Linked DNA regions of Mus musculus: all the other regions are linked to region 4. A link is a loop called in an ENCODE intact Hi-C map of the cell type or tissue named here. Cell type or tissue: heart. All regions are shown on one strand.

Region 1 (5,000 bases), 560 kb before region 4:
TCCCCATAAATCCAAGCATCATGGTCCCTCTGTTTGCTACTATGCTTTCGAGCCTCTGACACTTACTAGATATTCAGTATGTGCTTGACCATTGACTGGATGTATGAGTATGTGACTGAAACAGGGGAAGTCTTATGTAGATAAATTCCAGGGTTTATTCTAATTAACATATTTGATTGGATATTTAATGAACCCATAGAGATACAGGAAAAGATGCATTGAGCAGGTGGTGTTTCCACAGAACCTTCTGGGAGTCTCATTGTATCTCTAGATGGTGCAGCACACAGTTCTGTTTACAAAGGTGTTCAGAGAATTCTTTATTAACGGTAGCCTGGTCTGACACAGTGCATCTGACCCTTGGAGTGATGTTTCTACTCAACAGTAGAATTCTGACTAGATCTCTTCAGAGAAAATACATTCAGAACATACACGGAGAAACCACCGGAGGCTTTTCAGACCGCTAATGGCTCTAGCAGGAGAATGTCTTCTCACTGAGACTGTAGCATGAAATTCTGGCTGTCCTGCCTGAGGGATTTCTACTAGTGCTGCAGCCCATTACCAAGTGTTGCATCTCAACCTTTGCTTCAAGAACTGTATCAGAGCAGTTAAGTCGGGGCCGGGCCAGATGTAAATGGCGGCCAGTCAACCCATTAGAGGAGAGATTATTATTAGTTTATTTTGCTGGAAAACGTTTGGATCACTTCTTTTCAGCTTTGTAGCTATATGACTAAAGTTATACATAGGGCATTTTTCAGTAGTTATATTTATATATGGCTTTTCTCTTTAAGCACTTATTTATTTACTTATTTTTGAGTGTGCATATGCCCCATATGTATGCAGTACCATCAGAGACCAGAAGAGGGAGCTGGATCCCCTGGAATTGGAGCTACACATGATTGTTAGTGGCAACATAGGTGTTGGGAACTGACCATGGTCCTCTGCTAGCTCAGCAAGTGTCTTTAGCTCCTGAGCCATCTCTCCTGCCTTATACATAGTTTGTGTCGTTGTATTGGCTTGTTTTTTGTTTGTTTGTTTTTAAAATGAAACCGAAACCAAAAGCCAGGTAAATAATAATCCTTCACCTTAGTTTATTTTAATTGCCTCAAGATTGGAACACATTATTTGGTAGCATTTAATTAAGGCTACAGATCATCCCCAACCAATTACACACACACACACACACACACACACACACACACACACACACACACACACACACAGAGCCTCTAAAATCGGCATGTCCACTGTTTCTAGCTGTCAGTCTTTCTTGAATGTAGTGCTTTAAAGGAATAAGAATAAGTATAAATAGCTGAGTGTAGTGGTTCTTGCCTTTACTCCCAGAATCCAGAGGCAGAGGCAGATGGATGTCTGTGAGTTTGAGGTCAGCCTTGTCTAGAGGGCTAGAAGGGTCCCATCTCAAAAAAATAAATAAATAAATAAATAAAGGAAAAGAGAAAAAAAGGAAATTAATATGTAGCAGTTGTTTGTTGGTTATTTCCCATCCATCTCCTATAGTTTTTCACACACACACACACACACACACACACACACACACACACACATATTGTGTACACATGTGTGCACGAAAAAGAATTTTTGCACAGCATTCAGCATTAACTACGCTAACCGGGCTGATGAGGTTAGATTAGGTTCAGGCCACAGTCTGTGCTTAGATGCGGCATCTCAACCTATACTCTGGAGTTCTGTCTTTTTCCAGATAATCACCCAATGCAAATCTCAGTAAGTACGAAGGCAAAGGCAAAGGCAAAGACAGGGTGGCTTTCAGTCACTGCAGCATTGGTTCAAACTTCCAAAGCAGTTTGGAAACTTTGTATCCACTTGTTTAGTAAAAGCTTGGGAAATTTTGTAACTAAAAATATAAGCTCCACCTCAAAAAAACAAAACAAAACAAAACAAAACAAAACAAACAAAACAAACAAACAAAAAAACCCCTCTTGAGTATATAATAGTTTTCTAGCCAATCAGGCTGACTTTTTTATTAAAGAGTAACCTCACAGCAAATTACTGTATCTTCTACAGTGTTCTACAGTGTACTGGAAGGTGGTACAGCGCTCTTTCAGTCCTAGACACCAGCTTAGAGTCCCGGGAAGGAATGTCATGTAGCCCCAAGTCTCTGGGTTCACATCTTTGTCGTAACAGCAGCCACCTTTCATCCAGGATCCCGCAAATTTGAATCCAAGCTGTAGAAGTGGAAGGCGTTTAGCAATGGAGGCAACTTGAAAGGCCTATACTTTGAGGTTTGCTTTGTAGCTTGCGACATGCGTTTACTGTGTTAGTAAGCATGCCAAAGGATAAAATTAGGTGAATTCCTTGCTATAGCATGTCCAGGGAAGTCCAGAACCATTGATTTAAGTGGTTTTGGGAAAAAAAATCAGAACTTGAGTTGTCTACCCAGGTCTAATGTAAGAAATGCATCATAAATATGAGGGACCAGGAGAGGAAAAGGTAGGAGAGGGGGGAGGTGGGGAGGTAGAGGGAGGAGGGGAGAGGGAAGTCAGGGGGAGGAGAGGGGGACGGAGGGAGAGCTTGGAGAAAAGGAATTTTAATTTTATGGAGAGGAAGCATTGTTTTTCTTTGCAGATTAGCAAATAAATTTAATGTGACTGCGCTACTATTTCTGCTAAATTCAATGGATGCTTGCAACATGAATATGTGCTGACATCTCTTTTTTAAATTTAATTTATTTTATTAGCAATGCATTCATGTAGTTCAAAACAAACACTGGCTGGCATATAACAAAAGGTCTCTTTTTTTGTTTCTTTCCACTCCATTCCCAATCCTTCTTCCATGCCTCTTCTATTTTCTTTCAAAGTTTTCAAGATTTTCTTTATATTTGAAACATAACACGTCAGCACTTTTGGAAGTATGCATGAGTGCAAAGAATCTAAACCAAATTGTAACTAACACAAAGCGTTGGTCAGATCTTTGAGTTTCCTAGTTGTTGGACCATCTCACTAGCTCTAGTCTTTTGATTTCAAAATTAGGATTCTATGCTAAAATATTTAAAATTATAGGCATGTCTGTGTAAAGTTAATTATTTTTCCATAGGAAATGAATAAATTTGGGTCCTTGAAAAGTTTCGAAGACGATTTTCTCACTAGGTGGCGCTTGTGTGCCTAGAGGTCTCAGCCTGAGTAGCCTGGCCATCTGCAGATCACCAAGCCTTAAGTGGTTACCATGGAGACCCCCAGTATCATAGAGAAATGGACTTCAGGATTTTCTTCTCGATAAAGAATGATTCTTCTAACTATGTGTCTGCTCTGTGTCGTAATGCAGCCTTGTAAGTAAAGAGAAAATGTTCTTTTTCTCTTATTTATCTGCAAGATGAATTATGTAAAATTCAGGTCCAGGCGAGGAGAAAACTGTCAACTGTGTCTCTGAACTGTAGGACAAAGTCTGAGAACACTGGATTTTTATACAAGGAAGGTGCCTGTCACTTGTGAATAATTTGGAAGATGTCTTCACCTTTCCTTTGAAGATCCCGAAGTCCACTCCCTAATAAAATGCTTTAAACATCTTCTGGTGGTATTACCTTTCTGGGTGTAGAAATGGACTCTGTGTTATAAAGAGTCCAAAGTGATTCATCCATTCGGACTCTTCCCGCCCCATGTAGTGAGTGCCAGATAACCCAGGTATTTCCCTCTGGATACTCTGGATACCCAGTCAACAAGTCGAGAATTCCAAGGCAATAAGAAGGAAGAGAGTGCAACCAAGATAGAGGAGATAGATACTGCTAATTTTTATTAGCTATGTCTTATATCAAAACATGTCTTGATTCACCTGATGTTACCCCTATGTGTACTTGGTTAGATGGCTAGACAAAAATCGGTGTTCAAGCTTGATGGGGAAGTAAACTTCAGTCTCTTGTGGTCCTCACAAAAACCACTCCAGTCAAGCCAGGTGCCTTTGCACATGGCAGACCTTTGTTTCTTGTCATCTGTGTGAAAGGGTACCTCATATTTCCCACGTTCCTCATTCAGATGATGTCTTTCAACCAAACACAATTCGTGATTTTTAAATCTGCGAATCACTTTAAGTTGGGGAACAAAATTCACGTGGGTATGGCTTCATCTACTTGAAATTATTTCGATCTCTGAAAATCAAAATCTGTTGGTCTCTTGTACAAACTGTGGTCTCAGGTCTCATTTACTGAAATGTTCCCTTACTAGTTAAGACTCTCTGGGAAAGATGGGATAAGCAAGTTGGACGGCATCCATTCATTCTTTGGGTAAAGCAGGTCTGGTCGCAACACCAGTCCCATGGAGAAGCATCCAGTAGGCACCCAGGATCATGGGGAATATACAGCAAAGGGTTTGTATGTCCGGCTTCCACAGAGCACGAGAAAGTACACAGCCCAGTTTCCTGTTCTCAGAAGTTCTTAGAATGAAAGTGGGAGAAGAAAGGAGGCTTGAACACAACATCTTCCATCACCTAATGTTTTCTGTTTCCTTTTTCTTGATTCTTCCCCAGAAAGTGGGGGGAGGCAAAAACGATGTATTCCAGACTCCAACGGCTCCCATCATCATGGTGCATACCGTGGAGAGCTCGTTCTCAAGGCTCCTTGGGCGTGAGGATGCATGCCAGCTCCTGCAGTGTCCTGCATGGTGCAGGGACATTAGTGAAATATGAGAAGGCCCTGAGAAGAAAGGAACACCTACTAGCCAAGATGAGGTAGTACATACACTGCTTGTTTCTAAGCTACTGAGGTCTCAGCACATGGTTCTTGTGTTCTAATGAGAATCTGAAGAGCCATCCTACCTGCTGTTTCCCCATGCATGGTATACTGAGCCCTGCTCCTGCGGGCATACTGTGCCCAGCTCCTGTGCGGGTCAGCTTAGCACACAGGCAGCAAAATGCCATGCCTGTGAAGACTCACAGGATCACAGAGGGATAACCCATTCAGGGATCAGGGATTACTGAGGGATAGCCCACTCTCCCTGCTTTAGCCTTCTGCCATGCTCCAACTGTTAGTGACGTCA
Region 2 (5,000 bases), 550 kb before region 4:
GGCATGGCTTACCAGTGCCCAAGCTGGAGATGAGGCAGGGGGATCAAGGCTATCCGTAGCTACATAGTGAGTTTGAGGTATCTTGGGATCCTTCAGACCCTGTCTAAAAAACAAACGAAAAACCAAAACAACAAAGCAAAACCAATCTTGGCTGGGCTATAACAGCCTGTTGTTGACTAAACAGGAAACAAATTTCAAGGGTTTTTGTAGCTGTGGTAAACAATGGTATTCATTTGACTTGGAGTAAGAGAGATGACCCTTCGACCGTTGTTAATGTGTCTGCATGTATTAGAAGCCAACATTGCAGCTCCTTAGAGAGACACTTTGAGGCCCCCTACAAACATGAATCAACTCCATAAAATAAAAGCAATCAATTTTCATTTAAGTGTCAATATTACGAACTTATGCAGAAAATATATATATAAATAAAGAACAATAAAGATAAAACACGGGCAAATAAAAATAACAGATTTGAAGTGAACTTCTTGCTTCTGATCATTAGGGACTTGAGAGGGCTCACTGGGGTTAAAGCAGTTATGAATGGAATGATACGTACACCTGTGTGGCTTCGTCACTGAAATCAATCTCTCTTTTTTTTTTTTTTTGTGGGCCTACTATGTACCAACCACTTCTCTAGATACTGGGAGGAGCACACCAGGACCTATACTTGAGCTCTACTCAAACTCCATCCTTGACAGCAAAGGTGGAAAGCCATGTCCTCCGAAGAGAGCGCACTTAGAAATCAAAACCAGTTTTCATAAGGAATGGTTGAGTGAACAGAGTGTATTCACCCTGAGAGAGAACACATTGAAGGAGAACATGAAACTGGCTTCCAAAGCCGTTTAGGAGGGAGGGTCGTTTTCACTCTCCACTGCTCCCCGGAGCGGAGAGGAGCTGAGCTAGCAGTAAAGGGTCTCCAGCATAAGGAGGTGGACCTGGGCTCCCATGAAAGGCAGGCAGAAAACTCTCATTACCGTGCACCTGCTCGGCACAGGTGCTGCTAGGCATGTGTACTGGCCTCATCCCACAGAATCCTCACTACATACATCCCCGTGAGCGGCAACGAGCAGTCTTAGTTTCAAAGAAGAGGAAGTGGGAGCTTGGTAGAGTTGTGTGCCTGCTCACAAGGTCACACAATGGACATACTTAATGGCATGGTGACACTCGTCAGCTGGCTCTCCACTCCGACCACTGAACCACTGTCTTCCCAATTCCAGTGCTTTCCAAAATGTTTACATTTATGGGGATTGGAGGTGTGCACTTGCACGGTAGACAGGCAATGGTAGATTAGCCGCCCTAAGTTGCTTTACTGAGAGGCTGTCTGGCATGCACAAAGTCCTCTCCCATTGCAATACTGTATGTGGCTCACTGGATACCCACTGTGTAACAAAACTTTTCCTGGGGAGATGTTATACTATTCACCCTAGATAAGAAGCCTATGACAGACCAAAGTATGGCTACCACGAAGTCCAATTTGGTAAACCACAAGTTTTATTGGGGTTACTTACATAGAAGGGGTATTGTGAGGTGTCTTAGGGTTTCTATTCCTGCACAAACATCATGACCAGTTGGGGAAGCAAGTTGGAGAGGAAAGGGTTTATTCAGATTACACTTTCACATTGCTGTTCATCACCAAAGAAAGTCAGGACCAGAACTCACACAGGGCAGGAACTTGGAGGCAGGAGCTGATGCAGAGGCCCTGGAGGGATGCTGCTTACTGGCTTGCTTCCCCTGGCTTGTTCAGCTTGCTTTCTTATAGAACCCAGGACTACCAGCCCATGGATGGCACCACCCACAATGAGCCCTCCCACCCTTGATGACTAACTGAGAAAATGCCTTACAGTTGGATCTCATGGAGGCATTTCCTCAAGGGAGGCTCCTTTCTGTGATAACTCCAGCTTGCGTCAAGTTGACACACAAAACCAGCCAGTACATGAGGATTCTGTACAGAAGCAGAAATAACACAGAGAGCTGCATCACCAAGACCCACCCCAGCATGAGTGACAAATCACAAAATATGGGAGTCTAGAGCTTGCTGCACAGCCTACAGGCAGCTCACAGGTTAGAGGGTGTACTTTCCTGATGTCTCGGATCTAAACTTCTTTCAGACAGTTTAGCTAGCTCCAGCTTCTTCCAGGCAGCCAGTCTGATCTCAGAGTCCTTTTTTTTGCAAGTTGTCTTGTCAGCCAGTGTTCTTTGTAGCTAGGCTCTTCTGAGGAGAGCTCTGGGCAGCTTTATTGCTTACTCTGGGAAGGAGGGGCCTAGAGGATCTTCTGGTCAGTTTCAGGAACTTCCTGAAGCTGTTCTGAGTTGGTTACCTTCCTACTTAAAGAGCTTCTCTGCAGGATGAAGTGTTTTAATCTCAGGGGAAACTATTACACAACATCCTATAAAAAGGCATAAATAAGAAGAATGAAATCACAAAGAATTCAGAAGTTGTATGAGTCAGATGGAATGATGTGTGTGCACAATGTAGCCATTCACACTGACACTACCCAGCAAATCCTGAGACTAAGAGCTCTGCCAAGTACATGCTGGAGTTCTTGCCTGGTCTCTTTGAAGTTCACAGTTTTGTGCACAAGATTTAAGGGCCAGTCCTGACCTACCTGAAACCCCAGGTTTCGTCTTTGCTTCTTATTTAATACGCATGTATTCAGCCCTTTAATAGAAACGTAGTGGGCAGTTTCTGTGTGCCAGCCATGCTGCAAGCATTGGAGATACAGCAGTAAACAAATGACTGGAGATGCCCTCTTTGTGGTGCTTGTTTTAGTGAGTATAACAGAAAATATTTATATTGTATTATATTATATTATTATGTTATAACATATTATATTACATTTGAAAATGAAAAATTCTATGAAGAGAAATAAAGTGTGGAAGACAGATAGGGAGACCTGGGAATCTGGGAGATATAATTTTCTTTCTTAATTTTATTAAGGTTTATTTAATTTTTTATTTTATGGTATTTTGCCTGCAGGTATGTCTGTGTGCATGTATGTATGTGCAATGTCAGAAGAGCCCAGAAGAGGGAGACAGATCCCCTGGAACTACAGTTACTGACATTTGTTAGCCACCATTTGGGTTGTGGAAACCAAACTCAGGTCCTTTGGAAGAACACCCAGTGCTCTTAACTTCTGAGTCATCCCTCCAGCCTCAAGATGTAATTTTTCTTTCTTGAGACAGGGTCTCGTTATTATGTAGCTCTAGCTATGTTTGAACTAGCCATGTACATCATGCCAACCTTGAACCGCCAGAGATCCTTCTACCTCTGTCTCCCAAGCTCTGAGATTAGGTGCAAGGGCTACAAATCCTGCTTCAAGATGCTGTTTTTCGACAAATGGCCAGGGAGTCTTGGTGTGAAGGTAGAAACACAGATCAGCTGCGAGGGGATGAGTCAGACAGAGGGGAGGGATGTGGACTCAGTGTTAAGGAAGAACAGGGATCAGAATACAATGCGCATGTGTTTGGGCAGCAGCAAGGATGTTAGAGTGTCGCAGAAGGCTTGGACAATGAGGATTATGTAAAGCAGATCAGACCTTATGAGGATGCCGGTGGCTCTACTATAAGATAAGAAGCCATGGCTGGAAAAATTCGAGTGTGTAAATAGGGAGAGCAACTTGGTAGCCTGTGGCAAACAGAGGCGTCTCCCTAACATGCCCATACTCTGATAGCTAGGTGTGTGACTGTTGTGTTCCATGACAAACAAGGCTTTGCGCGTATGGCTAAGGTCCTGACTTCTGAAGAGAGGGAGTGTCCTAGATGGCCAGGAGGGATCTGATAAATATATGAGAGCCTTTGAGGGCAGAGGGTTTTCTTTGGCTCAGTCAGAGAGATGGAAGAGGAAAGGCCTGAGAGAGGCAGGAATGAGGAAGTCCGGGAAGCCTGCAACTTTTGCTATTGTTGCCTTGGAGGGTAGGCCCATGAAGCAGGAAGAGGTAGGCCTCAAGCGCTGGGAGCAGCTCCGGGCTGACATCCTGCGTGACAAGGCAGCACCCTATCCTCTAACCTCAGGGGACTGAATTCAGCTAACTCCCAAAGGCATTCCAAAGCACACTCCAAAGGTCACATGAAAGGTCAGCCGAGCTCAACCCTTGACTTCAACTTTTGAGACTAAGCAGAGGGCACAACCGCACCATAACTCCTATTTGAAACCTATAGCTCTGAGAGCTCAAATGGGTACCATTCAAGCCACTGCATTTGAAATATTAATTAGTAACAGGGCTAACAAAACCACCAAGAAAGCATAGACAGAGCGAAGGAGATGCTAAAGAACTGAGTCCTGGCCAAGTATTAAAGCTCACAGAAAGAGGAGGTAGTGAGAAAATTAGGAGGGAGCAGTTGAGAGGGTTGAAGGAGGATGACTAAAGTCAGTGCGGAGCCAGAAAGCACAGGCCCAGTGATGAGAAGTAGAAAGGTGACGTCAGAGAAGGGCAACCCTCACAAGAGGATTATAAGAAAGAAGATGACACAGAAGCAAAGATGGCCAACATGGACATCTTACAATATGGAAGACATTTATTGTAGGAAGAGCCTAGATGTGAGGCGGTAACTGGAGGAAGAAGCCAGTGAGGTGCTGGGGTTTTTGCTGTTTCTTTCGGTTTTTTTGTTTGTTTTTGTTTTTTGTGTTTGGGAGGGGGGTTGTTGTTTTTGTTTGTTTGTTTGCTTGTTTGTTTTAAAGAGGAAATAACTTTTAAAAATTTCTGCAGGGAAGGGGAGGTGGTGCCAGTAGCCATGTCCTTGCGTACATTACAGGGCCCGTTAGTCATCACTTCCTGGGTAACAGCTCATGGCAAAGCTCAAAGGCTCCGGGGAAATAGCCAGGAGAGGCAGCACAGCAAGTCTGGGACAGGTCAGTTTTCAGGGATTGTTTTTTATTTGTGCGTGTGCGTGTACATACACGAGAACGGATGCCTATGGATGCCAGGAGAGAGCATCAGATTTGGAGCTGCAGTTAACATCAGGTTGCGAGCCAACAACCAGTGTGGGTGCTAGAGACGCTG
Region 3 (5,000 bases), 150 kb before region 4:
GCTTGCATTCCACTATCAGGTACGAACAGCTTTAGTCAATCGTCGTCTATCAGTTCTACCAAAATCATCATGTGTGATATAATATTTCATCTTGTTATTTTCTGGGCAGCTCAAAGTCAGTTTTGAAAATCTTCCCTCTCCTGATGAAGTGTTGTAGAATTAAAAAGAGAAACCGGTGAAACATTTTTTTCTAGGAAGGAAGGAAGGAAGGGAGGGAGGGAGGGAGGGAGGGAGGGAGGGAGGGAGGGAGGGAGGAAGGGAGGAAGGGAGGAAGGGAGGAAAGGGAAAAGCAAAAGCTGGGCCCTAGCTGTAGCCTCTCCTCAAAGTTGTGCGAATTAACAATTAGAACCCAGCACAACAGACTGGCTGGACTGTGGATTGCCTCAAGCAATTTTGTCATTTCCTTATGGATGATACGGTTGTGGCAGCCATACCTCCCAAAACCTCCACCCTCTGCCACCCCAAGACAGTTCTTTTAAACACAAATAATGAAAAAGTTCACAGATGAAATACAAAGGGTCCAAAATTGCTTGGAAAAATAATTTAGAATGGGGGTGGGTGGGGCTTCAAAAGTTCAGCTGGTAAGGACTAAAGACTCGTCACCACCTGGCTGTTGCCAAAGCTGTGTGCCGGGGACAGAAGGACTCAATACACTAACCTCTGCAACTCTTTAATGCTTTATAAAGGTTAGAGCTCAGGCACTGGAAAGAGGTGGGTCACTGGTTAGGAGCACTGGATGCTAGGAGCCAGGTTGGACTTCCAGCACCCACATAGTGGCTCACAAGCATCCGTGACTTCTGTTGGAAGGGATCCCCCACCCTCTCCTGACCTCTCTGTCAGCACCAGATGTACATAGGCATGCATGCAGGCGAAACACCATACACGTGAGATAAAAATAAATACATCTTTTTTTAAAGTTAAGGATGGTGCTCCCCACGATTGTGATAATCAGCGCATACGGATGGTGAAAACTGAACAGAACCTAACAAAACCAAAGCAGCCAGTGATGGGTGGGGATGGGCAGGCTTCCAAAAGCTTAGCCGGAGTATCATGACTTAGAGAACGCCCCGAAGGCGGGCGTTTACACGGAGTATAGGAAACCCAACAAGAGTCATCACCTTCTTCAGAGCACAGGCCTTGATCACTTTCTCATATCGCTCCTTCTCATATTTCTTCCCAAATAAAATATTGCTCCTCACGGTGCCCGAGAACACCCAGGGCTGCTGAGAAACGTAGGCGATCCTCCCGTGCACGCTGACCAGCCCGCTGGCAGGAGGCAGCTCACCCAGCACTGCGCTCAACAGCGACGACTGAAACAGAGTTCACAACACACATAAGGCTGTTCATGTAGGCACAGAATTAAACCAAGTTCCGGGCTCTGCCCAGCCCGGCGGTTTGACAAGCATCAGCTTCTCATATAAAAGGTCACTAGATGCTGCAGCTTAAACAAGAAAGCAAAACAGAAACAGCACCACTGGCCACAGTAAAGTGATGTTTACTAACAAACAAACAAACAAAGCTTACAGAAATAGGTTGTGACAGCCTGCCCTCCCAAATGGCCTTGCTCCTAATGGCAATGCTGGCTATATGCCATTGAGAATACTACATGAACTATGTAGTATAACTAATGGTTTCTGCTGGTCACACTGGTGCATGCCTATAAGCTCAGCACGAGGGACACAGAGGCAAGACAATCAAAGTTTTCCTTGGATACAAGTTTGAGGCCATTGTGCGTATTTTGAGATCCAGCCTCAATCAATCAATCATTAATCAGTTATCAATTAATAAACAAACAAACAAACAAAAACCATTGGCAGTAATACAGCCCCAGCACCATAGAGGTTTCAGCCATCCAATACTGAGCGAAGCTGCGGCCGCATCCTGATAATCCAGATCTCCTCTGTTTTATGTGCTGACCCCAGAAAGGCCATGCACCGAGTATGCATCCGATGCACTCAGAAGATATTTACTTAAATGAATTCTGAGGAATAAGCCTTCTCATACAAAGATGGAATCCTATACCAGTTTAACAAGTGTATGCCTACCATGATCAGAGAACTTGAGACACAGCCTTAAGACCATCTGTCTGCCTTGCCCAGGACCCAGAGCTGCCTGGGCCTGGGCTTCTCTGTGCATCTTTTGGTCCAACCATAGCATAAACCATGGATGTGCTTGAGCTAAATATGTACTGACATGACTTGGGTATGTCCTAAGAACTGTTGAAAGCCAGACAGCCACAGGCACACTGACAAAAAGAAGTAGCCCACTCCCCTAGTCCTTCCATCCTGACTCGTGGTCACATAAGTAACTCCCAGTGAGCCAACCCAAAGACAAGACAAAACAAAAAACTTACCTTGCCTGCTCCAACTGGGCCAACCACGGCTAACAACTCACCAGGCCTGGCAATAAAGGAAAGACCTTGCAGGGTTGGACTGTCTAGTGCCTATGAGGTAAAGTTTACAAAAAAAAAAAAAAAAAAAAGTCTCATTTTAAAGAACTAGCACCATCACTTTAAGCAGTAGAAGACATAAAACCACGGCTGCAGACACACACGCACAGCCCCTATTTCCTCCTCACTTTGGCTGTCACGTCTTGACAGCCTTTTCAAGCTTTTTATTTAGATAAACTCAACCTATTTAAAGAAATGAGTCCAGATTTCCATGTGAATACAGAATTTAAGTGGTAGAAGGACAATGTGGGAGCTGAGAGACTCTTGGTTCATACTTAATGCACTAAAACAAGTATTTTACATAGAACAACACACACAGGAGGATTTTAATCATTCCTAAATTTTCACAGGGGCCTTAGGTTTTAATCTTCTATGTCATCAGCTCCCACGAGGTGGCAGTAGAAGAATGTGGCATGCCCAGCCGTGATGAGCAGTTTGGTACCATCCCTAACTGTGGCTTGCCAATGAGTCCTTCCAGCAATGCACTCAGGGACACGGGACTGCATCTGATGTCATGAAATCAATCACGGAAAGTAAGTCCCACAATATGGTCAATATGGCTCGAGTTTAACAGCAAAACTTAAGCCATTAAACCCAGGGTAGGTTAGTAGGTCCAAGTCATGTGATGTGCCTTACTGACACCATGCCGAACAGGGACAACACGGCCCAGCTACCATAAACACGGTGGAGGTACAGGCTTCAACACAGCAGCGGGTGGGGAAGGAGGACGGGATCTATCAGAAACCACATCCACGAGCAATCGACACATTTTAACAAAAGGTAAGGCTCTATGCATGTTTTATTGAAGTATTCCAAATTCAAAAACTGAACACTGAGTTCTTTCCAGTGGAATATATTGGCAGCCCAAGTGTGAGACTCCATCTGTGAACTCACTGATAAATCATATTAAGGCCATGTGTATAAGACAGATAGGAGGCACACACGGTTTCCATGATTATTCTCAGATCTCATCATCAAGGTTTCTCATGATGGACATGGAAATACCAAAATTCTGGAACATTTGATTCAAACACGTCACATAAGGTAGATTTCAAGAAACTTAACCATTGGTCATTTTTTAGGTGCTTCATAGTTTCTCCGTTAAATTTCAAGACGCCAAATCAAATTCACATCTCTATAGAACTCCCACACGTTGCAAAACCAATTGAGAAGCGTGTGCTATGGGGGTCTTAATGGAGTAGCTCAGACCAGGACCAGAGTGAGGCTGCCTTTCTAACTGGCACACCAGCTTGGCCAGGATTCAGAAGAAGCGAGAGGTATCGGGAGAGAGAAAGGTGGCTGACATCTGAAGCACGGACCTTCAGAGTGTCGATCACCAAACAGTAAGAGCTTTCGTCTAAATCTAACACCAACACATCAACAGCCTAACACACTCAACCAACGGTAACTGTGGAGAGCGATGCTGAGATGCTGTGGTCTGTGCACTCATCTAAGAGGTCGAGTTCCCAGACTTGATACCAGACAAAAATGCAAATTGCAGACTGTTCAAGTGCTACAAGATGATGTTAAAACAAGATTCAAAAATCTAGGATAGTTTAGAATACATGAAGTTAACCTATAGAATGTGCACAATTGACCTATAGAATGCATTCGGTTAACCCACAGAATGTATAGTATTAACCTATAGAAGTACGCAGTTAACCTATAGAATGTGCAGTTAATCTATAGAATGCACGTGGTTAACCTATAAAATATATGCAGTTAACCTATAGAACGTGCAGTTAGCCTATAGAATATGCAGTTAACCTATAGAATGTGCAGTTAGCCTATAGAATATGCAGTTAACCTATAGAATGTGCAGTTAGCCTATAGAATATGCAGTTAACCTATAGAATGTGCAGTTAGCCTATAGAATATGCAGTTAACCTATAGAATGTGCAGTTAGCCTATAGAATATGCAGTTAACCTATAGAATGTGCAGTTAGCCTATAGAATATGCACAGTTAACTGATCCCATACTGACCCCATGCATTCTAACACTGCTGGTGTCAACACTTTCAGCTCAAACCAAGGCAATGATCAAAGTTTCCGTGATAGACAACAACCTCCAGGAGCTGGAGAAACGGCTCAGCAGTTAGGAGCACTGTCTGCTCTTCCAGAGAACTTGGGTTTGGCTCCCAGCACCCCCATGGTGGCTTGGAACCCCCTGGAAGCCCAGCTCCAGAGGCTCTGATGCCCTTTTCTGACCGCCACGGGCAACTCCACACAAATATGTACTCAGACCCACACACATACACATAAAATAAAATATTTTTTAAAAACAACTTTCAAGTTTGGGGATTTTAAGAAATTTTACAGAAAACTTCAATAGATGAACTGACTGCCCCTTACAGACTACGTAAAACTCTCAGAATTCTCTGCTTCATCAGTGTCACCCACGGTGTCTCAGAAATCACGGGAGGTTACCTTGTCCCAGAAAGCGGTGAAATCTTGCACGTGGACAATGGCTTTGCCATCAGATGGTACATGGGCTTTGCGCTGTGGTAGTTCATCGAGTAACAGAAAGTTCTAGAGAAAAGGAAAGCACGGG
Region 4 (5,000 bases):
CCTTCCCTGGCACAGTGAGATGGGCAGCTGTCTCCATCGGGTGCTTCTGCAGAGACGTTCTGCCTCCATGGGGGCCCAAAGCAGGAATAAGAAGAAAGAATGTGTGGACTCCTCTAAAACCACGCCCCCAAGTAAATCTCAATTATGAAAATGTCACACATAAGACCAGGCTGTGGGCAAGCCTGTAGCAGGCCTAACTATGACTCTTGGATTCTAGGATCTTCGTTCTTATAACCAACGTAGTCTCTATCTACCCCTCTCCTCTTAGCCCATTTCTAAAAGTTTCTTCGTGCAAACTGTTTCTTGTCAGGTCTCCCCCTCCCCCACACCACAAAGCTGGGCTGTAGTCTTTCTCTTTTCTCTCCTCCCTTTCTCACCTGACTTTGTCAACCCAGACTGGTTCAATCCAGTGATCCTTCTGCCTCAACCCAAGGTTCTGCTTTTCCCTAAACCACAGCAGACTGTGTCACAGCTGTGACTCAGAGTTACAGTCGCAGCCTACAACACCGTTCAATGCCTGTGGTAGCTGAGGGTAGCTTTAAATTACCTCTGAAAGGTAAAGGATGATCTATCAATGACCTTTGCTGTGAAGCCCGCTGCTTCTGTTTGTTTATGGATATTTATAAGGGAGGAAGTGCAGTGTCCAGGGTGTTTTCTCTGTGGCTTCCCTCTTCTTCGTGATCAATCTGTTATTAGACTGATAACCCGCTGCAGCACCAGGGCAAGTGGGATGGCTGCTCTTGAGCACCATTCTCTTCTCTTTGATGAAGCACTGCTGGGAGGCACACTGGCTCCGGACCGTGGGGAAACCCCTGTCTTTAGGATATAACCCCACTGGCATCACTTTTGCCTTGGATACTCCCAACCTTGGAAGGACTGACCCAGAGTGTAGAGAACTGGAGGGTTCCGTGAAAGGGCTCCATGTAAGTCTATTAGACCATCGGTGAAGTGTCAGATGCCCTTCTACAAAACATGGTGTAAGTGTAAGGGGCTTTTCTGTGCGGCAGGAATTAATTGGGTGCCAAATGTAAAAGGGTGAGCTTTTCTATGCCTGCCCTTGCTTTGAATAATGACACAGAGACCTGGTATATTTATTGAAAACTTCAGGCACTGAGCTGGGCAGATTCTGATATTCTAACTGGACTGTGCTGGTCTGGACTATTTTCCAGCCACAGGGCATTCCTGCCATCTTGGTCTCCCTCTGGCTTTCCTCAGTCCTGCCCTCTTGGCATCTCTTCCCCCATCTGATACCCTCTGCCTTCTCTCTCTGGGCACAGAAGGCTCTCTTATCCTCTCCAGCCCAGACATAAGCTGACCAGCTCTTTACTGACCAGTCAGAAGATGGTGGACAACCGTGTTTTACAAAATCACGAAATGTCATGAAAAGCTTCATAATAATAACAACACCGGAGCCGGGCATGGTAGCACACGCCTTTAATCCCAGCACTCAGGAGGCAGAGGCAGGTGGATTTCTGAGTTCAAGGCCAGCCTGGTCTACAAAGTGAGTTCCAGGACAGCCAGGGCTATACAGAGAAACCCTGTCTGGAAAAACAAACAAACAAACAAACAAACAAAAATAATGACAACACCCAGGGCCAGGCTGCAGCCAGAAATCAGCATGTGACTACACAGTGCACAAACACCTCCCCCAACAACAAGGATTAGAGAAACCGGGGCGAAAATAATATCCTCCAGGTGTAGAGCGCTCAATTTGTGACTACTTCTCAACGACAAGATATTAAGTTTCTATGGTGTTCCAGTTCCTCCAGAGTACTGTGTACTTAGTAGTTGCATGGTGCTGTACTTGATGCTCAGTAACATCCTTCCACTAACTTCTCACCAAGTGACTCACGGCTGTCTTTCTCAGTAAGGAAATTAAAGCTAAACTCTCTGGTCCTGGGAAGATAGAGGATTGGAAGACCGGATATCGGAAGTAAGTAATCAGCCGTCTTAGCCTCAGCTCTGGTCTTCTGCTTCCATTTACTTCCACGGCCAATCATTCTTAAGAAGAGTTCTAGTTTCAGGTCACCTCCCTTCTGAGCCTTCTGAGCTGAGTCGGTGGCCACAGTGTCTTATTGGTGTGTGGCCGCCACCTACTGGTCACGATATGCAACTGCAAGAGTGGGCAGGATGTGTGGATCCCTAGCGCGTGTTCAAGGTGATTGGGGTTCTTAGCTCTCCTCACCCACACACCTAGGAAAGGCTACAAGAGGCCTGACTTACGGTCGGTCGTAAGAGGGGGGAATGGATGGCTAAACGTGACGTATTCCGACATTGAATAATAAGGTATAGATGTGCAATCATGCACGGTGTACCGTGACAGCACCACGTTCCGTAAATGCACAGCGTTTAAAAGTTGCCTTCCCCTGAATGAGTGAGTGTGAAAGTCACACCCAACGCCTGCTACACATTTGCTAACCCGTATTAATAAATCCGCCAGTGATCCGTGGTTCCTGTGCAGTCACAGATAAGGTGTCTTATCTGGGTGATTCTGGAATGACCGTAAGGTGCTTGGTTTTCCCGTAACCAAGTTAAATAAACACAAGTGAAACTAAGAGGGTGTGCTCAGCAGAGTTAATAAGCAAGTGAATCTTCCGTAAGCCATGTTGGGATAACTAGAATAAAGAGTGTTGGGGCCAGCGAGATGGCGGCATGAGTGAAGGCACTTGCCACCAAGCCTGACAGTGAGAGTCAATTCCAGGGACACACATCGTGGAAGGGAAGAATCAACTCCTACAAGCTATCCACTGACACACACACACACACAAACACACACACACTCACATATACACTCACACACATATCACACACACACATACACGCACACACATACACACACATCACACACACACATCACACACACATATACAGTCACACACACATCACACACACATACACATTCACACACATCACACACACACATCACACACACATCTCACACACACATTTCACACACACACATCTCACACACACATTTCACACACACACAGCACACACACACAGCACACACACATCTCACACACACACACACATCACACACACACACACTCCTCTTTCAATTAATAAATGTAATCATTTTTCAGAAGTTTAAAAAACTAGAGCTATAAACAGCAGGTAACAACGCTTTCCCACAGATGAGGGTGTGGGAATGCCAAGCTTCTGCACACCTTACTGATACCAGGGCATCCGCTTCTGGACCCAGAGAAGGGGGTCCTTCTAGTGCACTTTTGTTGATGCCATTTGGCCAGTGGTATTTGGTTAGGGTAGCCCAAATTGCAAATGAGGCCACCAGGCCTCCCTCTGGCCTCTTTCCAACCAAATTGTTTTCCCTAACCTGCTCATGATAGAAATTCTGGCATGGCACCCCTACAACTTGACGATCATCTGCTGTTTGCCGGTATAACCTGATGCAGTGGAGCTCCGAGGTGAGCCATTCCAGGATCACGGAGCAGAAAGACATCCAGATCAAAAGTTGACGAGCTTAGAAGAGGATCCACACGGGACAGACAAGGGTCATGGGGCCTGAATCCTGAGCCATCCAAAGATCGTCTGTGCTGATGCTCTTAGCCACCTCAGCCCTGGAGGTCGCATGAATGTGAGACTGAAGTTTGGTCAGACACAGCAGGTGTCTACAGACATCAGAGGTAGAAGGTTCCTGGAGATTACAAGCTAAGGATCGAGGTGCCAGCAGCAACAACAACATACATACAAACTGTGTATGTGGAGAGCAGTCAGCCACTCACCTTCTTGCTGAATCTTCATGGGACCTTTCCTAGCTGTGTATGGGTGGACAGAGAGGAAGGACGTTGTCTATGCCTCTTATTATGGAAACAATTTCATTTTGAAAGCCTGTGCTTTTTGTAGCTTTGATCTTTGGCTCATTTTTTTCTCTGTTTTTATTGCATTGTAATTATTATTGTTGTGGTTGTTTTTTTCTTCTTAGATGACTATTTTCTAATGAGAGAGAGAGAGAGAGAGAGAGAGAGAGAGAGAGAGAGAGAGCAAGAAAAAAAAAGGCGTGGATTTGGATGGGAAGAGTCTGGGAGGAGTTTGGGAAAAAAAACCTACTTTTTTCAGTTAAAAAACTAAAAATTAAAAAACCAAAACCATCTCCACCACCACAAGAAAAACCACCCTGACCAAAAGCAAGGTAAGAAAAGCAGCGTACGGAGGAAAGGTTGGCCTTCACTCTCAGCTCCAGGCCACCGCCCTTGGTTAGAGGCAGTCAAGGCGTGTCCTGGCCTGCAGCGTGTTCTAAGGCGACCAGAGAGACTTCATCCAGGACCTGGTGGGGGCAGATGCAGTCTCAACAGCCCACATTAAGTAGCAGAGGATGACAGAGAACTCCCGACCTTCCAGTTGCCGCCCCAGCTCCCAAGCTCTTGAATTCCAGGCAGGCTTCATTCCAGGGTGCTAAGGACACAGGGCTTTGTGTGCTAGCAAGTACTGAGTGTAGAGAGAACAGCTTGTCTATTGTATAGATGCACTATCACCTGTGAGTTAAAAAGCCTGTGGCTTAGGAGGGAAATAGAAGTGGAACATCAGGAGAAGAGAGAATTCTGGGAGAGAAGGAAGTGGGGAGATTCACTGGGAAGATGTGACAAGCCAGAAGCATGGTACCTGAGCACAGGTAACCAGCCATGTGGCAGAATGTAGGCCATAAATGGGATATTTTATGTTGTATCTAGTCAGAGAAAAGCCTAGCTATATGGCCAAGGTATTTGTAATATGTATTTTGAATCTGAGTCTTATTTCTGTGAGCATGGGGCTGGAAGGAAGAACCAGGGCCTAACTTAAACACCTGAGCAACTGAGCAATATTCCCAGTGTAGTGCCTGGCAATGTATGTGTGTATGATGTATATGCATGTGTGTGTGAGTGTGTGTGATGTGTGTGTGTGATGTGTATGTGTGTGTGATGTGTATGTGTGTGTATGTGATGTGTGTGTGTGTGTGTGTGTGTGTGTGTGTGATGTGTATGTGTGTGACTGTGGGGGGATGT
Region 5 (5,000 bases), 66 kb before region 4:
CACAGCCCCATCTGGAGTCACAGAACTGAATGTGAATTATGGTTTGTTCTTGAGAGCAACGGGAGGAGGCCGGGGAGGTTTTTGAGCAGGATGACCCCAGTTTGTTCTACAGTGATTTTCCTTCCATCTAATTTTTAAAAAGAAAAAACTAAAGCCACAGCCAGGCTTGAGGAGTGTCTCTGAGGATCCTCAACAACATTTGGTGAGCGTGTGAATGAATCGGTGGATGAAACGGCTCCACAGGCATGCCTAAAGTCCAACCGTAGAATCTGATGCCAGGGGTAATGGTTTAAACAAGGATGACCGGAGAGTTTATGCCTTAATAACTAGACAGACGATGGTGCTAACAACCAAATAGCAATTCAACCTTACAGATGGACGGGAGGTGTCCTAGTCAGGGTTTCTACTGCTGTGATGAAACATGAAACCAAAAGCAATTTGGAGAGGAAGGGGTGTGTTTAGTTTATGCTTCCACATCACTGTTCGGCACTGAAGAAGTCAGGACAGGAACTCACACAGGGCAGGAACCTGGAGGCAGAAGCTGATGCAGAGGCCATGGGGGGAAATGCTGCTTACTGGCTTGCTCAGTCTGCTTTCCTATAGAACCCAGGACCATCAGCCTAGGGATAGCAGCACCCACAATGGGCTGGGCTCTCCCCTGCCCATCACTAATGAAGAAAATGCCCTATAGCCTAGCCCACAGCCTGACCTTAATGGAGGCGTTTTCTCTACTGGGACTCCCTCGTCTCTGATGACTACAACATGTGTCAGTCAGGTTGACATAAAACAAGCCAGCACAGGAGAAAACATGCTGAAGACGAACACACATGTGAAAAACAAACTCATTCACTAACAACCAAGAGGCCTGCTTGATCAAGTCAGCAGACACACACACACACACACACACACACACACACACACACACACACACACACACACACACACACATTCATCCAGCCAGCCAACGTTTCTACCAGCCCAGCAGAGCCCAGCAGGTAGACAGATACTGAGCGAGTGCCTCTGTTTTCGATGGGGCACACCTATGACATGTTTTGATGATCCAGATAGCGTCTCAGCTGTGACACACCCACCTCCAAGCTACGAGGTTACTGAGGCATTTCCCAACCCCCTCCGGACCGGACCTCAATCTGCCTCCCCTAAAGAAGGGTGATAATGTCTGCCTGAGAGACTGAGGGTTAAACTTCTGGAAGATAACAAGCTGAATGGAACAAAATGTATATGTGCTAGTGATCACCATTGTTAAAGCTCAAGGTCCCAACACGGCCTCTCAAGGTGTCCTCCGAGGATATTAGAAGCAGTAGCCAGCAAAAGAGATCCCCAGGACCCACCCAGACTCACTAGGGCCAGAGTTCCTGAGGACTCACAGCGGGGACGCTACAAGAGACCCATGGCCTACACTTTCAAAACCATGTCCAAGGACTATTACTGAGGCAGGTAAATATGACATTTACTATCCAGGCATGAAACTCCCACTCTGATGACTTCTGCATCCAGTGGTCTTCTTGTGTTACGCAATATGAAGATGTCTTTAAAAGGCTAATCTTTAAGTGAGTCTAAAACTTTCCTTTCTACTCTGGCGGGCAGGAGGGTTTTTTTGTTTGTTTGTTTGTTTGTTTGTTCATTCCAGAAACCTGGCACTCTGCCTAATACCAGCAAGGCCATGAGATGGCTCAGCAGATAAAGGTGCTTGCCACCAAGTCTGATGACTTCCTTGAGGTTCAACCCCAGACTCACTAAGCAGACAGAGAGATTTCCTCTGACTTCCACACAGGTGCCATAGTAGGAGTGTGTGCATGTGTGTGTGTGTGTGTGTGTGTGTGTGTGTGTGTGTTATAGGTTGTGGGTTGAGTTATGCATGTGTATAGTATGTGTCCATGTATATGTGTACCTGTGTTGTATGTAAAAGGGAATGTTGTCTGTGCATGGGGGCGCGGCGGGGGGGGGGCAAATATATGTGTGTGCATGTGCATATGTGTGGTATTGTGAGTGTATGCTCATGGGTGTATGAGTGTTTTTATACTCATGTGTGTATGTTTGTGTGCTCATGTGTATGTGTATTTCTGCATGTGTGTGTTTATACATATGTGTGTAATGTATGAGTGTGGTGGGGGAGTGTGCAAGTGTGATAATAAAAATACTCAAAATATGGTACCAAAATGCCTCTGGTTAAAATTAAACACTACCAAGCAAGATATGGCTCACACCTATAATCCTAGCACTCAAGACAGTGAGCTGGGAGAGTTCTCTACCCAAAGCTTGGGCTAAAAAATGATCCTGTCTCACAGAATAAAATGAATAAATAAATACGTGGCACTTCTGTGCCGTGATGGAGTGCCCCTCAGCCAACCTTCCTAAGCCATCTGCATTTCATCTGCAAGTCACAAGCTTGTTCTCAGCCCAGTCCCCAGAGAGTCTGTCCTGTCACATGGCTTTGCAGCACGACATCTCTGAGCAGAGACACAGTCAGCTATAGGAGAACAAGGGCTTAACTACTCTCTGGGGCCAGATGCATCAGTCCCCTGGAGTCCCTTGACACTGGCACCCTGGGAAAGCGCCTCTCTGGTTACCTTCCATCTGCTGCTGCAATCCCAAGACCTCCTGGGTAGGAGGAGGCCTGGCCTAGGAATACAGAGGACACCCACAGGTCTTCCTGGACGTTGGTGAAAACACCAGGGGGCAGCAGGGAGAAGGACACCCTTGGGAGAGACTGGGGCTTGGACATTCTCATAGCCGGCTAGACACAGTATTCCATTCATTCATTCGTTTGTTTTTTTTCCAGACAGGTTTTCTCTGTGTAATAGCCCTGGCTGTCCTGGAGCTCTCTCTGTAGACCAGGCTGGCCTCAAACTCACAGAGATCCACCTGCCTCTAACTCCAGGGTTACTAGAACTAAAGAGGAGCAGTCAGCCACGACCTGGCTGGACACAGTATTTCACAAGTTATACCATTTGTTTCTAATGACGGGTATGACAAACTGCTCAATAAACAGTGGTAGGAAAATGTGCTGTGTTGAAAAAGAAAACAAGGGCTGGTGAGATGGTTCAGTGGGTAAGAGCACCCGACTGCTCTTCCGAAGGTCTGGAGTTCAAATCCCAGCAACCACATGGTGGCTCACAACCATCTGTAACAAGATCTGACTCCCTCTTCTGAAGTGTCTGAAGACAGCTACAGTGTACTTACATATAATAAATAAATAAATCTAAAAAAGAAAAAGAAAAAGAAAACAAAAAAACAAAACAAAACTGGTGCCTATTTTACAGCAGCTGCAAAAAAGAAACCCTAGCATCCTTTGTCATTAACACAATAGCTAAAAAAAATATGCACAGGGAATCTAGATGATCCTGGGAGGTAGAGAGAAAGAGAGCTCTGGATGAGGCTGGAGGTATAGGCAGTGGTAGCGTGCATGTTTAATCTATACAGTGCCTTATTCCAATCCCCAACACCAACAGCCTGAGAAAGGGAAGAGAGGACACCAAAAGATACGGCCATGGACACATACTATGTAACTGTTGAATGCACTGTGTTCAGCAACAGCAAAAGGCCTGGAAAATTACACTCAGAAAAATATCATGTCTTAAAGGCAACAGTGTAAAGTCCACCATATCAGCTAAAGGATCCATGACAGGTTACAGTTTTACTTAATGTCCGTGTGCTCCTGCCAACGTGTGCACTGAAAGAACACATGCGTGCAAGAGACAGCCACAATACCAGCCGGTGTCCTAGGCTGATTGACAGCCCACGTCCAAACTGTATTACAATTTCACCTAAATCCTAGGAAGGCTTATTGCATGGGCTGTCATCATCTGGCTGGGCAGCTACCAACTCAAGAGTCTAGAAAACAGACACAGAGTGGGCGGAAAAACAAACGCCCCACAAAGAAGGTAAAAAAAATCCGGGCTTGCAGGAGGGTTTCCCATCTGCAGCAAGGCAGCTGCAAGAGAGAAAGAGAAATGACACACTGGTTAAGCAGGCCACGGGTGACTTCACCAAGTCACAGCCCTCCTGCAAAGTGTAACACTGGAAAGCCAAGGCTAACAGGAGGTGCGCCATAGTCCAGTGGGCCAGCCTCAGCCTTCGTCAGCATCACTCGGGCCCCTGTGAAAAGCATGGACCCCCATGCTTCTGGCTGTGCTGGGTCAGTCTGCAGGGACACTGGAGATCCTGCATCTTCCCATAAGCTCCCAGGTGATGCTGATGCTGCCCTTCTGACTATCCTGCTGTGAGAGCTGATACCATAGTGACCAAAGATGCTTCACACGCATCTTCAACGACAGGAATTGTAATAGCATCCTTGAGAAACTGCTGTAAGAACGGGAGCAATCCTTCTTCATGCATGGGAGGACCAACTGCAAAGTACAGTGGTTCCTGAGAGCCAGGTTTGGATCCTGCTGGACGCCAGTAGCTTTGCCATCCTAGACGGGTTAGTCAAAGTACCTCAGCTTGAGCCCCCTCACAAGGGATAAACTAGAGGCAATAGCTAATTTCTCACCAACTGGGAAGTAGAAATGGGACTCACCCCAGACAGCAATGTAAAATAATTACCCTTTTTTATTTTAAAGTCTATCTATAAGCCTGACTGTAACACAATATAGACCAGGTTGGCCTCGAACTCAGGGGTCCACCTGCCTCTGCCTACTCAGTGCTGGTATTGACAGCTTAAAGGCTGTGATACCACACTCAGCTATTCCGTACATAGTTTAAGACCGTGTATTGACAGATGTGGTGGCTCATACCTATAATCCCAGCACTGTGGAAACCGAGGCTGTAAGGAAGATTGCTGTGCATTCGAGGACTTCCAGACCAGCCTGTGCTACAGGGTGAGGCTGTCTCAAGCAAACAAACAACAGCCGATTGTGCCTTGCTACCTTATCCTAGCTGGTCTCAGCTCCATAGCTGCTCAAGTCATCCTCCCACCTTAGCCTTCCAAGAGACAGGGACTGGAGGTATGTGCCACCCACACCCAGCTCTCGCTTCACCTC
Region 6 (5,000 bases), 130 kb before region 4:
TGTTTTATATTAATATCATCACTTAGAATCCCGTTTGTTTTCTAATGAGAGACAGAAAGAGCGTGGATATGGATGTGAGGGGAGGTAGGGAGGAACTGGGAGGTATGGAGGGAGGGGAAACTATAATTAGAATATATTATATGAGAAAAAAATCTATATTCAAGAAAAAATATAATAAAATTTGGTTCATACTGTACCATTTTCTGTTTAGTGCTCTCTCCCAACCTGGGGCTACAATAAAGCCTCAAGCCCCTTTTTTCCCATTTCTCTGTGTGTGTGTGTGTGTGTGTGTGTGTGTGTGTGTGTGTGTGTGTGTGTAAGCCTATATAATGAGACCATGTTTAGAGAAAGAAAAACAACAGCAGCCTATATATTATGAAGAGAGTATACAGGTACCACAGAAAGAGACAGAACTCAGGGACTTTGGCCACTGACTTTTCACTGGCTATGTGAAAATATTTTTAGCACCTACGTTTATATTGAAACAAGTGTCAATCCTATATGCAGAAAACACACTGCAAACTTATGAATGAATACTTGATTTTATTTTTTTGTTGTTTGTTTGTTTTGTTATTTTTGATATTTTGAGTCTATGTAGCCTTGACTGTCCTGGAACTCACTACGTACGACAGGCTAGCCTTGAACTCACAAAGGTCCGCCTGCCTCAGCCTCCCAAATGCCAGCCTTGATGCCCAGTTCTAATAGTTAAAGTAAGATGACAACCAAGCATGGGCCCCCATGCCTGTAATCCCTATACCCTACAGGTAAAGACAGGAGGGTTGAGTTAGAGGCCAGGCTGCGCTATAAAGACAGACCTTGGATTTTAAAAGCCCAAATGAACAAGTAAAGAATGAAATGAGGCACACAAAAGACATCCCATACTCTAATCCTAAATTGATCACAACAACTAAACAGAAAACAAAAGTCAGAACAGCATGCAATGTGTCTCCTCAGCATCACAGTCAGAGGGCGCACAGCGATGAGTGAGACCCCAGTGGCCATCTGTGTGGGACACAGACCCTCTCTCATGCAGGGCTACCTGTCACTGAGACCACCTGTACTGCAGGGAAGGAAAGCCAGGCTGTTCCAGAAGCTACCAGAGCTGTGCAATCAGTCTCAAACTTAGTATGTTCTGTTTCATTTTTAAAAACCCATCTCACTACAGTGAGATCAGAGGGAAAAAAGCAAAGAACAGAACAGTGACGTGCCTTTAATATTATCAGTGAGGAAGACAGTCACAGACACAACTGGCAGACTCTGTCCTCTGTCACCAGAGAGTGATTAATTGGTGCCAGTCTGCTGGCCTCGCCCGCCAGTATGCAGCCAGCCATTGGCTTGGACGGCACAGGAAGCAGCTGTCCCCACACTCTGACTGCAGGCACTGCAGGACTTCGAGCCCTGAGGGAAGGAAACTCAGTATTGGCCAGGACTCACCTGGCTTTCTGCCCAACCAGAGTGCATTTCCCCAACCAACGAAAAAAGATGCCCACTCTGAACAGGAGAAGCACGTGGAGTTTATGGGTCACAGCCACAGAGGCTAGACCTGGGATTTTTTGTGGGGATTTACCAATGGCTCTTTGCCAAGGCCTTCGCTGTCCAGGGGCAGAGCTGAGTGCCAGAGTGGGAGTCTGAGGTCAGAATGGCTATGAAACGCCAGGGTTCGCCCAGACAGAGCTAAGGTTCTTCCTGACTGCCTCGGCCATTCGATAACGATGCCAGGAAGGCCATGCATTAGTGATAAAGATCTGTCTACAGAGTCGGCCAGGCCCTTGGACTGAGTTCAGAATGGAAATAGCCGCCTTGCAGCTGAGATGCACAGAGAGACAGACAGGGCCACTCTGGTAGGGACCAACCTCCAAAACAGAAACCAACACTCTGTAATCCAGACTCCCTGCAGTATAACACCCCCAACGCAACATGGTAGAGAGATTGTTACAACGAGCAAAGGAGAAAAATAAAAAATTAAAAAAAAAAAAACAGCGACCCATAGTCACAGAGGGTGAGTGTCAATAGAAAGATGCCCAGATAGATATCCAGCTCGTGGGATTAGCAAAGGAACATAAAACAACTGCTGGAATCATGGATATGTAGCCAAAGAGGAACACGGTCACGACAAATGGATAGATGGATGATTTTAGGAGAGAAGTGGACACCATCGAAAAGAATGAAACAGTATTCTAGAGTAGAAAATATACATCTGAAATCTAAAAAGAAAATCTACCAATTAACATTTGTTCCCACTGGATATTTGCAGAGTAACTAAGAGCACGGGGGGAATCGGGGAAGGCTAGGGTTCTACCGGGAACCTCGCACAGGCTAGGCAATCTCGTCTCTCGTCTCTATCATTGACATGCACTCCTAAACCCTCACTGTACATTTCATTTGGAGACTAAGTTGCCCAAACTGGACTTGAACTTGTGACAACACCCTGCTCTGGCCTCCCAAATATCTGGTATTACAAGACCATGTTCTTATTTCTGTAGTTTACAATCGAAAGAACAACGTGAGCGTGCTATAGGAGACTATCATGCAACCCAGTCAAAATCCTGGAGAACAGGTGAGAAACCAACCGTCGGGCAGAAACAGGAACGAGGGCTGAGGCCATGGCTCTGCCAGACATCATCAGCCGATCACGTGCACGGCTTTGATTTGATCCCAGCACCGGGGAGAGGATGGAGGGAGAGAGACAGGAAGGGAAAGGAACGACGATCCTTAGATACGTCCTGGTCAGGTCGGGTAGGAGGCAGCGGGTGCACCAGGAGGTGACTCAGTGGGTATGGGCTCTTCCCACCAAGTCCAAGGATCTGGGTTCAATCACCAGATCAGATAGCAGAAGAGAGAAATGACTTCTGCTGCCCTCTGACTATTTGCGAGTGGTGACACAGATACATACATATGCACATACAGAGAGACAGACAGACAGACAGACAGACACACACACACACACACACACACACACACACACACACACATATGTGATTGGGAGCACTAGTTGCTCTTGCAGAGAACCAAGGTTCAGTTCCTGGGATGGCCCATAACCACCTCCACTGCCAGCTTTGAAGGACGTGATGCCCTCTTCTGGCCTCTGTGGGCACTTGCATGCATGAGGTACCATATAGACAAGTAAGTACAACATAAACAAAAATAAATTTAAAAAAATTAAAATTAAAAAGCAAACAGTCTCCCCCCGCCCCACCCCCGCCCATTCATTGTTAAACTATGTTTTTATCTGGATTATTTTTGGCTGTAAATATGAAACGTAAAGCAGAAGCATGCACATAAATGCCACATATCAACGTGGGTAGCGTGGTGAGACAAGTGTCCTTCACTTCCACAGAAGTGACTGCCGAGGAGGACGGGTGGGGTGTGCTTTCCCCTTAGGAGTCTGGGAGGGCTAGGCTTGATTGGAAGGATCTGGAATTACAGAGGGAAACATCTGGGTTTGCCTGTTGACAGGCTTGCTAGGTTAGGCTAACTGAGGTGGGTCACCGCCCATGTAAGTGGCACCGTCCTACCGTCTATGGCCAGGGACACATAAAGAGTGAGTCCTTCCGGGCGGTGGTGGCTCACGCCTTTAATTCCAGCACTTCAGAGGCAGAGGCAGGCGGATTTCTGAGTTCGAGGCCAGCCTGGTCTACAGAGTGAGTTCCAGGACAGCCAGGGCTACACAGAGAAACCCTGTCTCGAAAAACAGAACAACAACAAAAAAAAAAGAGTCCTGACGGAGCATCCATACGCATCTCTCCCTGCTCCCTGAGGCCAGCGGCATGTGCCTCATGTCACCCACATCACCGAGAGGCCGTCCCTTCCTGACAGACTCCACTCTCTAACTGGGAGAAGAACTAAAGCGGAAGACTCATAACTAATGAAGTATCCGGCTGCCATTTTCACAGAAACCTTCTAGAGACCCCCGTCTAACAGTCCTGCCAATACAGGTGTGAACACCTCCTGATCACACTGCAGATTCCTCACCAACTCACCCTTACCGCTGTCGACCCTCAGTGTGAGGCTTCTCCCAGAATGCCTCAGGCCTGTGCGCTTGGATTCCTCAGTCGATTCTCCCTCGTCCCCTGTCACCAGGCTCAGCACACTAGTCCCCATGACTCCCTATCGTATTGAGACCACTGGGTCAAGGCAGAGCAGCAGCATGTAGACCCCTGAGGGACCTTCAGAGTGCAGTGTTCGTGACCCCACCCCAGTCTGTTAGATAAGGTGGCTTCCAGGTAAGCGGGGCATTACTGGGACAGGCAGCTATGCAGGGCGACTGCATAGCTCGCTGAAGCAGAGGCCACCTGGATTTTCCCGATGTTACTGGCTGGAGATGCTTAGTAATGCTGTCACGCCCTCTTCATGATTGCACAACTAAAAGCGGCTGTGCTGTTTCTCAAAGGGAGGCTGCAGGGACTGCCCAATATCCTCCAGCGATAAGATGAGCATAACGGGAGAATAACGGCTGCACCAGGCCAGGCTTGTGCCCTCTCATTCCGGAGAGAGAAACTGGTTCAGGGAAATGAAAAACCGCAGACAAAACCAACAACCTGCCTCTCGCTATAGTCTGATAGTCTGGCACCTTAGGGATTTCTTTTCTGTTTTGCTTTATCTGACTGTCTATGGCTAGCAGATCTGTCCAGCTCTGAAGGACGACGCAACATTCACCTGCATGAGGTACCTGATAGATGGCTTTCCTTTCACCCCACTTCTACCAGAGGCCACAGCTAAGGCATCAGACATGCACACGCTGACTAGCCTCGCCTGTCTGGCCGTGAGGATATGCATGTGACCCCACCTGACTCCCCCACTTCGGGGAAGGGCCCTGGGATCCATGCTCTGAGGTCATGCTGAGTGTCAGTCACACATGACGATCCCAGAGAGTGCAATTCATCAGGAGCCGCCACATTCCCTCGCCTCTCCCACTTCCAGGACAGAGACGAGGTTTGCTCAAAGCCACCGTGGGTCCCTGAGGTCGGACTCTCTAAAGGCTTGGGAGCCCAGGTCAAAGC

The links. Peaks named below come from ENCODE experiments on the same cell type or tissue, not always from the same donor. Only the 100,000 strongest peaks of a DNase experiment are listed, where the experiment ranks them.
Region 1: it touches region 4 in a loop (4-fold over the local background); 11 of 42 quality-filtered maps call a loop at or near these places.
Region 2: it touches region 4 in a loop (2.3-fold over the local background); 12 of 42 quality-filtered maps call a loop at or near these places.
Region 3: a loop joins it to region 4, with 7 times the contacts of the local background. A loop is called at or near these places in 36 of 42 quality-filtered maps.
Region 5: it touches region 4 in a loop (9-fold over the local background); 20 of 42 quality-filtered maps call a loop at or near these places.
Region 6: a loop joins it to region 4, with 3 times the contacts of the local background. A loop is called at or near these places in 10 of 42 quality-filtered maps.

The regions. Positions count from the first base shown.
Region 1 is chr14:118,206,685-118,211,684 of GRCm38, forward strand. Gm31981 (a long non-coding RNA gene) reads right to left here. Exons shown (of 2, transcript XR_383764.2): 1 at 4,780-5,000; 2 at 3,737-4,618. 4933431J24Rik (a long non-coding RNA gene) reads left to right here and starts at 4,281. Exons shown (of 5, transcript XR_383762.3): 1 at 4,281-5,000. In heart, CTCF peaks have their summits at 830 (motif pointing right) and 3,116 (motif pointing right); no DNase peak of the experiment used is centred here; H3K27me3 peaks cover 1,031 bases.
Region 2 is chr14:118,218,049-118,223,048 of GRCm38, forward strand. It overlaps Gm32045 (a long non-coding RNA gene), which reads right to left. Exons shown (of 3, transcript XR_383765.2): 3 at 4,713-5,000. Among named protein-coding and RNA genes, the nearest start is that of Gm32045, 5.8 kb to the right of the region's middle. In heart, a CTCF peak has its summit at 3,015 (motif pointing right); no DNase peak of the experiment used is centred here; H3K27me3 peaks cover 1,974 bases.
Region 3 is chr14:118,614,013-118,619,012 of GRCm38, forward strand. It overlaps Abcc4 (ATP-binding cassette, sub-family C (CFTR/MRP), member 4), which reads right to left. Exons shown (of 31, transcript NM_001033336.3): 9 at 4,877-4,978; 10 at 2,354-2,443; 11 at 1,119-1,310. Among named protein-coding and RNA genes, the nearest start is that of Mir6391, 24 kb to the left of the region's middle. In heart, a CTCF peak has its summit at 2,843 (motif pointing right); no DNase peak of the experiment used is centred here.
Region 4 is chr14:118,766,133-118,771,132 of GRCm38, forward strand. No RefSeq gene overlaps it. Among named protein-coding and RNA genes, the nearest start is that of Gm22379, 6.5 kb to the right of the region's middle. In heart, no CTCF peak of the experiment used is centred here; a DNase peak (open chromatin) is centred at 2,099; H3K27me3 peaks cover 2,171 bases.
Region 5 is chr14:118,699,719-118,704,718 of GRCm38, forward strand. The region is part of intron 1 of Abcc4 (ATP-binding cassette, sub-family C (CFTR/MRP), member 4); the gene reads right to left. Among named protein-coding and RNA genes, the nearest start is that of Abcc4, 4.0 kb to the right of the region's middle. In heart, a CTCF peak has its summit at 2,689 (motif pointing right); a DNase peak (open chromatin) is centred at 2,623; H3K27me3 peaks cover 1,133 bases.
Region 6 is chr14:118,634,253-118,639,252 of GRCm38, forward strand. The region is part of intron 4 of Abcc4 (ATP-binding cassette, sub-family C (CFTR/MRP), member 4); the gene reads right to left. Among named protein-coding and RNA genes, the nearest start is that of Gm52104, 6.0 kb to the right of the region's middle. In heart, a CTCF peak has its summit at 3,097 (motif pointing left); DNase peaks (open chromatin) are centred at 1,369 and 4,258.